Linked DNA regions of Homo sapiens: all the other regions are linked to region 1. Evidence: chromatin loops called from intact Hi-C (ENCODE). Cell type or tissue: Calu3. All regions are shown on one strand. Region 1 overlaps ERBB2 (erb-b2 receptor tyrosine kinase 2). Region 2 has its middle 9.3 kb from the start of PPP1R1B. Region 3 overlaps STARD3 (StAR related lipid transfer domain containing 3). Region 4 overlaps STARD3 (StAR related lipid transfer domain containing 3).

Region 1 (2,500 bases):
CACAGCAGTGCCCAGGGGGCCCTGGCAGCAGCGTTCTTGGACTTGTGCAGACTGCCCGTCTCTGTGCACCCTTCTTGACTCAGCACAGCTCTGGCTGGCTTGGCCTCTTGGCATGGCTTCTCTAGCTGGGTCCTACCTGCCTTGGCATCCTTCCCTCCCCCTCTGTTTCTGAAATCTCAGAACTCTTCCTCTCCCTACATCGGCCCCACCTGTCCCCACCCCTCCAGCCCACAGCCATGCCCACAGCCAGTTCCCTGGTTCACTTGGACCTGGGGCCTCCCCTAAAAGTCCCCTGCGGTCCCTTCCTCCTCACTGCAGTGGGCGAGGGCCTGGCCTGCCACCAGCTGTGCGCCCGAGGGCACTGCTGGGGTCCAGGGCCCACCCAGTGTGTCAACTGCAGCCAGTTCCTTCGGGGCCAGGAGTGCGTGGAGGAATGCCGAGTACTGCAGGGGTATGAGGGGCGGAGGAGAGGGTGGCTGGAGGGGTGCATGGGGCTCCTCTCAGACCCCCTCACCACTGTCCCTTCTCTCAGGCTCCCCAGGGAGTATGTGAATGCCAGGCACTGTTTGCCGTGCCACCCTGAGTGTCAGCCCCAGAATGGCTCAGTGACCTGTTTTGGACCGGTGAGCTGCTGGCGGGCTCAGAGCTGGGTGGAGGGGGGCAGCGAGGGGGATTGCCAGGGACTTGGCAGGATGGCGAGATGCAGTAGGGTGTGCTATCTGGTAAAATATCCCTGGAGAGGGCTCAGCGCTCAGACCTGAACAGCAACAGAGTGGCAGAAAAGGGGCCTGGGGGACACTGGGGCCCTTCAGACTATGAAAAGGTTCTAAGGAGGTCTGTGTTGGTGGCTGTGACTGTGGCTGTGCTAGGGTGGTGAGCCCTGTGGGCTCAGGCGTCAGACTACCTGGATTCAGACCCAGCTCCTGCTTCCAACCTTGGTTTTTTATTCCTAAAATGGGTATTGTAATAATACCTACCTTGCTGGGGTGTGGCAAGAATGAAATTAAACAGGGCTTGGCACAGTGAAGCACGGGAAAGGCTTTCTACAGAGCAGTGACTGTTGTTACTCGCTGTTACACCTTAGGTAATGCGTTTTCCTCTCTGGGTGCCTCCCATTTTCTGGCTCAAGTCCCTGCCCAGGATCAAGCTTGGAGGAGGGCCCCGAGGGAGGGGCCACAGAGACTGGGTGAAGAGCAAGGGTGTTTGTCCCAGGAGCATGGCGAAAATTGCTGCTGGGTGGCCTTGGGAAGCACAAAGGGGACCCAACTAAGGGCCTGATCCTACTGCCCTGGGGGTGTCAGTGCCAGCCCCCCACAAATCTTTTCTGCCCCCCCCAGGAGGCTGACCAGTGTGTGGCCTGTGCCCACTATAAGGACCCTCCCTTCTGCGTGGCCCGCTGCCCCAGCGGTGTGAAACCTGACCTCTCCTACATGCCCATCTGGAAGTTTCCAGATGAGGAGGGCGCATGCCAGCCTTGCCCCATCAACTGCACCCACTCGTGAGTCCAACGGTCTTTTCTGCAGAAAGGAGGACTTTCCTTTCAGGGGTCTTTCTGGGGCTCTTACTATAAAAGGGGACCAACTCTCCCTTTGTCATATCTTGTTTCTGATGACAAAAATAACACATTGTTAAAATTGTAAAATTAAAACATGAAATATAAATTAATGCCCTAGCAGTTCTATCCCCACTGTTAATAATTTGAAATATTTTTCCTCTAGTTATTTTTGTCTGTGCACATTCTAATATGTATATATAAGTTAACATATATTAATATTATTCTCCAGTTATTTTTATCTGTGCACATTTTAACACACACACACACACACACACACACACACATATGTATTTTTAGACGGAGTTTCACTCTGTCGCCCAGGCTGGAGTGCAGTAGTACAATCTTGGCTCACTGCAGCCTCCACCTCCTGGGTTTAAGCAATTCTCCTGCTTCCGCCTCCTGAGTAGCTGGGATTACGGGAACGTGCTACCTTGCCTGGCTAATTTTTGTATTTTTAGTACATAGGATTTCACCATGTTGGCCAGGCTGGTCTCGAACCCCTGACCTCAGGTGATCTGCCAGCCTCGGTCCCCCAAAGTGTTGGGATTACAGCGGTGAGCCACCATGCCCAGTCATATATTTCTTTTTAACAAATAGAATCATAGATCATACATATTGTTTGCAAATTGCTTTTTCTCACTTTCCAGAACCTTGAAATGTTTTTCCATGTTCTAACATGGTGATCTACCTTATTCTTTTAATTTTTCTTATTTAGTTGTCTTTACACATGAAACACATGAATACATCCTTGTGATAAACATTTTCAGTAACATAAAAGTATAAATGTTACAAAGCCAACGTGCCCTTTCACTCAACTCCCTGTCCACCCAGTCTCTCCTGTCTGCTGGGAGAACCACCGCATTGACTTGTGTGTTCACCCTTCCAGGCTCTTTTCTGCACACTTATATAGACATACTACATTTATATTAGGTCGAGTCAAATAAG
Region 2 (2,500 bases), 100 kb before region 1:
TTTGGCCTCCCAAAGTGCTGGGATTACAGGTGTGAGCCACCATGCCCAGCCGTTTTTTGTTTTTTTTAGAGACAAGAGTCTTGCTATGTTGCCCAGACTGGACTCAAATACCTGGCTTCAAGCAATCCTCCCACCTGAGCCTCCCAAGTAGCTGGGACTACAGGCCCACACCACTGTGCCCTGCCTGACTTTTTAATTGGGGTCCACAGGGAGGGAAGGGAATAGTCTAGAGAGGTAGGGTCTCATGGGCTCACTCCCCATTTTACAGATGAAGAAGCCACAGAGAGGGGAAGCAACCTGCCTTGTGTCACACAATAAGTGAGTGGCAGAGCTGGGACTGGAAACCAGGACTCTGTTGCCACTTTGGGGTCCTCTCATTCCCAGAGCCTCAGCACTCTGTGTGATAACATACTTATTAATGTAATAATGACAATGGTGAGTGCTATCTGTGCCAGGCACTGGCCTTCACAGGAATCATTTTATTCTTGACAAGACATCTGTGGGAGGGATTCCTAGTACCACCACTTAAAGACCAGGATGCTGAAGCACAGAGAGGTTGCCGTCAAGGCTGATGTGTCAAGGTCACATAGCTAGAAAGTGGCAGAGCTGGGATTTGAACCAAGTTTGACTTGACTCCAGGGCTCATGCTCTTACTATTATAAAGTGTGTCCCTTTCTCTGAAACCGCTGTGGTCTCCACACCGTAGGACCAGCAGACCCCGCAATGGAGAGGGAAAGGAGGGTGCCCTGGGAAGGACTTGTGCCCAGGGTTTGCCCTCTGGCAACTGGCCTCTGGCCAGGTCCCCAAGTCACAGGAGCCATGATGCCCTGGCCTGGATCTATCAAGTTCTGCTCATGGGTGGGTAGGTGGGTGGAGGCTGCTTCTAAACACAGAGAGGGAGCAGTCACATTAACCATGGAGTTTTTCCACCCTGTATATACCACTTTCCTCAGCTTCTTCAGAAGACTCCCTCCTAGCCCTTGCAGACTCAGTGAGGTGCTGCCTCCACCAGGAAGTCCTCCCTGATGTCCCCTGATGGCGCTCCAGCCTCTGGCCCTTGGCACCGCGTTGAACATTTGGGGATGGACAGACCAGCTTCAGGAGCCCCAGCTTCACCACTTGCTCACCAGCTACCTGCAGCCCCCGCCCCCGTCTGCCCTCCTGTCTGTAAAATGGGAATAAGAAGCCCTGCCTCACAAAATCTTTGCAAGGAGGAGCAGCGGCGTCCTAGGAGCAAGCACCTGGCGCCCGGTGAGCCCCCGCCACTCGCTCCTTCTCCTCCTTGTCCTTCTCCTGGCTTGCTCCCGGTTCTCTCCTCGCCACCCCCGCCCCGCGCCTGGCACGGCGCCCGGCGCGCCCCAGCCGCCCAATCCCGGCTCGCAGCCCTGACTTCCTGCCCGCCGGGCTCCCTCGGCACGTGCCCCGCGCCCCATGGGACCGCGCGCCCTCCCGGGGCGGCCTCCCCGCGGCCTCCCGCTTGGGGGAGCCGGGCTTGGGGGAGCGGGTCGCCCCGGCTCGGAGGTGGGGTCGGCGGGGGCCGGGCGGGCCGGCCGCGGCGGCGGGAAGGGGACGCTGCCCCTTTAAGGTGCCACCGCCGCGTGGCAGGGAAACAGCTTGTGCCAGCCCCATTCCGCCCGGCTCCGTTCGCTACAAGAAACACAATGCATAACAATCAGGCGCGCGCTTGGAGCCATGCCACGCGGCGGGGGCGGGGCGGGGCCGCGCGCCGGGCGGGGCGGGGGCTCCGGGGTCTCGGCCCCCGACCTGCGTCCTGGGCCCGCAGGGGAGTCCTGCCCCATGCTCCCGGGCGGGGCCGCCCTGTGCCCCAGCGAGGTGCCCCGGTGCCCCCCGCCTCGCCCGCGCTTGCCCCTCCCTCCCCGCCATCTCGCTCCCTACAAAGTTCATTCCCACTAACTCTTTTCCAGGCCACTTCCCCCTCACATCTGACAATCGGGGCCCCTCATTCTCCCAGTAATCACTCCACTGCACTAATTGCACATGCAAATATGCAAATGCGTATTAATTAATTACTATACTAATTAGTTCTGTGGTATTTGCGAGTAATAAATCATTGGATGGGAGCGAGGAAGCTGGAGACCTGGCCCATTTTCATTCTGCATAAAATTTTAATGGTCTCTCTGGCTGATCCGGGACGGCAGCGCGCGGAGAGGCTCTTAAAGGGCCAGTGGCGGCGGGAAGGGGCAGCGGTGGGGATCGCCGTTGACCCCGGCGGGGACTGGCACCCTAGAAGGAGTTGGAGATGCGGCCTCACATTCTGCAGGGGCCGTCTCCGGCGTGCGGTGGCTTCTGCCTCCCCCTCTGGGGCTCAGTGTCCTCCTTAGTGGCTTCTAAGGAGAGAACCTGGGCGGGGACCAGGAGCTGAACTAGGATTCTTTAAGAAAGGAAAGAGGTCTAGGAGATGTGAGAGGCCAATGCCAAGGCTTTGGGGCCCCAGGTAGCCTGGGAGACAGGAATGAAGACTCCATCTCCTGGATGGCTG
Region 3 (2,500 bases), 63 kb before region 1:
GGCCAGAGTGGCGGTGGCAGCAAGACAGAGAGAAGGGCTGGGCAGAGGCCACCTGCAGGCCTGGACTGAGAGGGCCTGGTGAGGAGACTGTTAGCCTGAGAAGGGTGGGAAACCGTGGGAGGGCATTGCAACGCATTCTCTAGGCCGGCTATGTGAAGAGCAGGAGGGTGAGAGAGGCAGCCTGGAGGCCCACCCGTGAGAAGCAGATTGCCATGGTCCAGGCAGAGATGGTGGTGGTTGGACCTAGGCAGGGCAAGGGGTGGTGGAGCTGAGAGGGACCAAGATGCCTGCTCTCCATAGCTCCAAGCACACAGACACTGCTCTAGGAAGGCCCTCCCAGTTGCCATGGATTAGGGGGTGGGAGGGGAAGACTGGCTGCTGGGAGGGAATGTGGCTTTGTGCTTGGAAAACAAAGAACAGAGCTTGGGGCCCTCTTCTCCTGGGGGTGGTGGCAGGCCCAGAGGCTGTTGACAGGACCAGAGGCTGGAGCTCAGGGCTAGGCCTGGTAGGAGCAGGCTACAGCCCCAGGGATCCAGGAGGGGGTAGGTGCCCATGCAGAGGGACCCCAGAGCCCTCCAGGGGTGAACCCTGTGGCTGCTGGGCTTGGGGCAGGGAGCACCAGGAAGGAGGACAGATAATTAGCGGAATGCTCAACCCTGCAGCCTGGGAGCCAGGCTGGTGGAGGACATTTGGGCAACAGTGCCCTGGGCCCTGGGCTTGGGACCCAGTGTAGAGACAAATGCGTTTGGGAGCCAGTGGTGGCCCTGGTGGCTGTGTGGGAGGGACAGGAGGAGTTTGACAGGACTCTGCCTCTGCCTCGCCCCCAGCCCTGCTGCTGAGGCCGCGCCCTCCCCGCCCTGAGGTGGGGGCCCACCAGGATGAGCAAGCTGCCCAGGGAGCTGACCCGAGACTTGGAGCGCAGCCTGCCTGCCGTGGCCTCCCTGGGCTCCTCACTGTCCCACAGCCAGAGCCTCTCCTCGCACCTCCTTCCGCCGCCTGAGAAGCGAAGGGCCATCTCTGATGTCCGCCGCACCTTCTGTCTCTTCGTCACCTTCGACCTGCTCTTCATCTCCCTGCTCTGGATCATCGAACTGAATGTGAGTGGGGGCGAGGTGGGGGCACAGGCCATGTTGCAGGCCACCCGGGCCTCAGTTTGTCCATCTGCCACATGGGAGGGCTGCCTCTCCCCTGGGGTTGGTTAGCTGGGTAAAATGAAGACTGGGAGGAACAACAGGGGTTCTCATATTCTGAATGAAGGAATGTGGAGGGGTTCGGAGGGGTTGTGTCATTTGGCCAAGGTCCCTCTGCACCCAAGTGTGTGAAGGCAACGGCCTTGAACCTACCCTCCAGCTGAGTTCATGCTCTTGGCCTCTGCCCCATACTGCCCCCTAGTGGAGGCTCCCGAGAGAGGAGGAGGGGGAGACCCAGCTCTGGCAGAGCTGTTGAAACCTTTGTCTTCTTTCTGCCTGCCACTGCCCTCTGGCTCCAGTTGGTTCATTCATTCGTTTGTTCGATCATTCATTCATTCATTCATTCATTCATTCAGCAAACATTTTTTGAGTCTCTGCTGTGTCCCAACCACTGTGCTAAAACCAGACGCTAGCCAGGTGTGGTGGTGCACACCTGTTGTCCCAGCCGTTTGGGAGTCTGAGGTGGGAGGATTGCTTGAGTCTAGAAGTCTGAGGCTGCAGTGACCCATGATTGCACCACTGCATTCCAGCCTGAGTGACAGAGTGAGACCCTGACTCAAATAAATAAGTAAATAAAAGCAGAGGGCACAGTGGGAAGCAAAACAGGAAAAACTCCCAGTTCCCAGTGGCTCTAATGAGATGCTGCCGGGCAGCCTGGAGACCAGAGCTGCCCCACCCCCACCCCACGCAGTGCTTGGCCCACCCTCAGGAACACAGTCTAGTTGGCAGTGGCCTGATCTGGTCTCCAGGCAGGGCCAAGCCCACATAAGCAGGAGCCCTGGAAGCAGGGCACCCCAGGCTCAGTTCTGTCCCAGCTCCTCCTCGGCTTTGGCCCGATGACCTCAGCAAGGGACTCAGCCCCTTGAGTCCTCCCCTCGTTTTCCTTCTGCAGCATGGGCTCCCCATCAGACTTCCGGATGGCAAGGGCCCTTCCTCCAGGTCTCATGCTTATGTGACAAGAAAACAATGTCTTGTTAATAGAGGTGATGAGCTCAGAGAAGGGGCCAGCTCCGGGCAAAGAGATTAAGTTTGATTCTGGGCATGTTGAGCTGGAGGGAGAGACAGGGCTCTGAGGGTGACTGTCGATTGTGCACCAGAGATGAGCTGGCACCTTCAGTGAGCTGGAGCCATGGCCATGGATGGCCCTAGGGGCCATCTTACCCATGAAAAAGCTGTGGCCCAGCAGGCTCAGGACCTTCTGCAGAGCTTCTAAGGTCTTAGGCAGACTTCCTTTTCAAGGTCCCATCCAACATCAAAGCAAACACTAAAACTTACCTGCATCCTTCATTGAATACTTGTTTCCTTACCCA
Region 4 (2,500 bases), 54 kb before region 1:
CTGGGCCTCCCCTTTGTCAGCCACCTTTCTTACTTGAAAATTTGGGTCAGGGTCCAGATGGTCTCTTAGCCCTGGGTTGCTGTAGGGCATGTGCCCCCCCTTCTTACCTCTGAGTCCTGAGGCCCTGAGGAAGGGTGGCTGGTGGCCAGCCCGGCCCCACCCTGGTCTGTTTGTGTTGCTGGTGCCAAGAGCCAGGCCCAGCATGTTCTTCCTGCCAGGGGTGAGTGGGAGAGGGCGACCCAGGCTGGATTCCAGAGCTGCACCTGCATTCTGGCCCAGAGCCCCCCTGCTGGTGCCAGCTGCAAGGGGAGACCCTGCTGAGGGCAGGCCATCAAGTGTGACTTCTGCCTGCCTTCCCCCAGGGCCGCCTGCCCCGGTACCTCATCCACCAGAGCCTCGCGGCCACCATGTTTGAATTTGCCTTTCACCTGCGACAGCGCATCAGCGAGCTGGGGGCCCGGGCGTGACTGTGCCCCCTCCCACCCTGCGGGCCAGGGTCCTGTCGCCACCACTTCCAGAGCCAGAAAGGGTGCCAGTTGGGCTCGCACTGCCCACATGGGACCTGGCCCCAGGCTGTCACCCTCCACCGAGCCACGCAGTGCCTGGAGTTGACTGACTGAGCAGGCTGTGGGGTGGAGCACTGGACTCCGGGGCCCCACTGGCTGGAGGAAGTGGGGTCTGGCCTGTTGATGTTTACATGGCGCCCTGCCTCCTGGAGGACCAGATTGCTCTGCCCCACCTTGCCAGGGCAGGGTCTGGGCTGGGCACCTGACTTGGCTGGGGAGGACCAGGGCCCTGGGCAGGGCAGGGCAGCCTGTCACCCGTGTGAAGATGAAGGGGCTCTTCATCTGCCTGCGCTCTCGTCGGTTTTTTTAGGATTATTGAAAGAGTCTGGGACCCTTGTTGGGGAGTGGGTGGCAGGTGGGGGTGGGCTGCTGGCCATGAATCTCTGCCTCTCCCAGGCTGTCCCCCTCCTCCCAGGGCCTCCTGGGGGACCTTTGTATTAAGCCAATTAAAAACATGAATTTAAAAAAAAAAAAAAATTCCAGCCCCTCCCACTGCCTTGCCTCTTGAGGGAAGAGAAAGGCAGGCAGCAGCTTGGATGAAGAGGGAAGACCCCTCACACAGCCTCTCCTGGGCTCACAGGAGGGCGGAGCCCGGGGAGCCAGTTCCTGAAACATGCCCCCCATTCCCCCCCCGCCCACCCCCCACTCCCCGCTTTCCTGACCAGTTCAACTGAGCAGATGACTGGTCAGAAAAAAATGCCCCGCCCCCTGCCAGGCTTCAGCGGGGCAAGTTTAAAGTCTCTAGTCCAGGAATGGAGGTGGGGGTATGGGCACCTGGCAGTGCCCACAGCAAGCCTTGACTGTGTGGCCTGGAGATGGGGCCTGAGCTTCAGGGTCACTGAGGCACCTCTGGGATCCAGGCCACCTGGAGCCCCGGACCTCCCAGACTCCACTCACCCATTCCCTCTCCCCGCACGGCACTCACACCAGGGGCGGCCTGGAGCCCGGATCGCAGGGCGGGGCCAGGCCACTGCCTGCCTTCCTCCTCCCTCCCGGCTGGCCTGCCCCCTTGCCTGCCTGCATGCAGGCTTCCAGCAGAGCCAGCTTCTTCAGAGCCAGGTGGATCCTGTTTCGGTCCTGCCTAGGTGTGTGACCCTGGGCGAATCTACCTCTCTCAGCTTCTGCTTCCCACTTTATGAAAATGGGACTGATGTCACAGGGTTGTTATGAGATTAAAAGATATGAAGAACCGGGGACAGTGCTCAGTAATCAATAGTCTGCAGTTCTGCACCCACGTGCTCCTGGGTACTCTGCCGTCCCCACAGGGTCCTCAGCTCAGCCCCTGTCACTGCCTCTCCTGCCACCCTTTGTCCACTCGGCAGTGTTCTCACTCCTCATCCCCCCACACCCACCACCTGTCTGCCAGCCTCTTGCACCATGAGTTGCTACTCCTGGGGTGCTGGACTGTCCCCACAGCCATCTGTCTCCCCTGCTCCCCATGAAGAAGAGCCAGTCCCCTCCCAGGTAGCACATCAGAGCGGGCAGGCTCCAGAGCTCTTCTGGTCCTCTTGCAGTGGCCAGAAAGTGGGGAAAGGGGCCCAGAGAGGGGCAGGGACTGACCCATGGTCACACAGCCTATTTATGGCTGATCTGGAGCCAGGCCTTCTGACTATCACCCATCAGAGCCCCTGGATTCCCATTTCACCCAACACAGGTGTTGGGGTAGAACTGGGGGCCCTCCACCCCTACTAGCCTGACTGTCTCCTGAGACCTGTCTCCTAAGACCACTTACCTGACCACTGGCCATGGGGAAGGAAAACACCTGGCCAAGGCTCATGCCCCAGGTTCCCAGGCATGAAGTTGACTGTCTCCGCCCCTGCTGGTGTGGTGAGGGTGACTGGGGACTAGGCACTAGGCCTTTGGTGCAGGCGCCTGAGGACGTGGTTGCACTCTCCCTTCTGGGGATATGCCCTTGAGCCCAGGCAGAGGAGAGC

What was found. Peaks named below come from ENCODE experiments on the same cell type or tissue, not always from the same donor. Only the 100,000 strongest peaks of a DNase experiment are listed, where the experiment ranks them.
Region 2: it touches region 1 in a loop (2.4-fold over the local background); 4 of 110 quality-filtered maps call a loop at or near these places.
Region 3: a loop joins it to region 1, with 2.9 times the contacts of the local background. A loop is called at or near these places in 9 of 110 quality-filtered maps.
Region 4: it touches region 1 in a loop (2.4-fold over the local background); 11 of 110 quality-filtered maps call a loop at or near these places.

The regions. Positions count from the first base shown.
Region 1 is chr17:39,715,983-39,718,482 of GRCh38, forward strand. It overlaps ERBB2 (erb-b2 receptor tyrosine kinase 2), which reads left to right. Exons shown (of 27, transcript NM_004448.4): 13 at 319-451; 14 at 533-623; 15 at 1,338-1,498. Among named protein-coding and RNA genes, the nearest start is that of MIR4728, 9.3 kb to the right of the region's middle. In Calu3, no CTCF peak of the experiment used is centred here; DNase peaks (open chromatin) are centred at 512, 620 and 1,259.
Region 2 is chr17:39,616,451-39,618,950 of GRCh38, forward strand. No RefSeq gene overlaps it. Among named protein-coding and RNA genes, the nearest start is that of PPP1R1B, 9.3 kb to the right of the region's middle. RefSeq lists silencers at 1,401-1,500, 1,581-1,720 and enhancers at 1,782-2,285, 1,953-2,453, 2,454-2,500. In Calu3, no CTCF peak of the experiment used is centred here; DNase peaks (open chromatin) are centred at 291, 1,371, 1,641 and 2,181.
Region 3 is chr17:39,652,654-39,655,153 of GRCh38, forward strand. STARD3 (StAR related lipid transfer domain containing 3) reads left to right here. Exons shown (of 15, transcript NM_006804.4): 2 at 828-1,097. The coding sequence starts at 879. Among named protein-coding and RNA genes, the nearest start is that of TCAP, 11 kb to the right of the region's middle. RefSeq lists an enhancer at 1,349-1,910. In Calu3, no CTCF peak of the experiment used is centred here; DNase peaks (open chromatin) are centred at 1,378 and 2,099.
Region 4 is chr17:39,662,442-39,664,941 of GRCh38, forward strand. STARD3 (StAR related lipid transfer domain containing 3) reads left to right here. Exons shown (of 15, transcript NM_006804.4): 15 at 363-1,760. The coding sequence ends at 467. Among named protein-coding and RNA genes, the nearest start is that of TCAP, 1.7 kb to the right of the region's middle. In Calu3, no CTCF peak of the experiment used is centred here; DNase peaks (open chromatin) are centred at 180, 630, 1,530, 2,490 and 1 weaker place.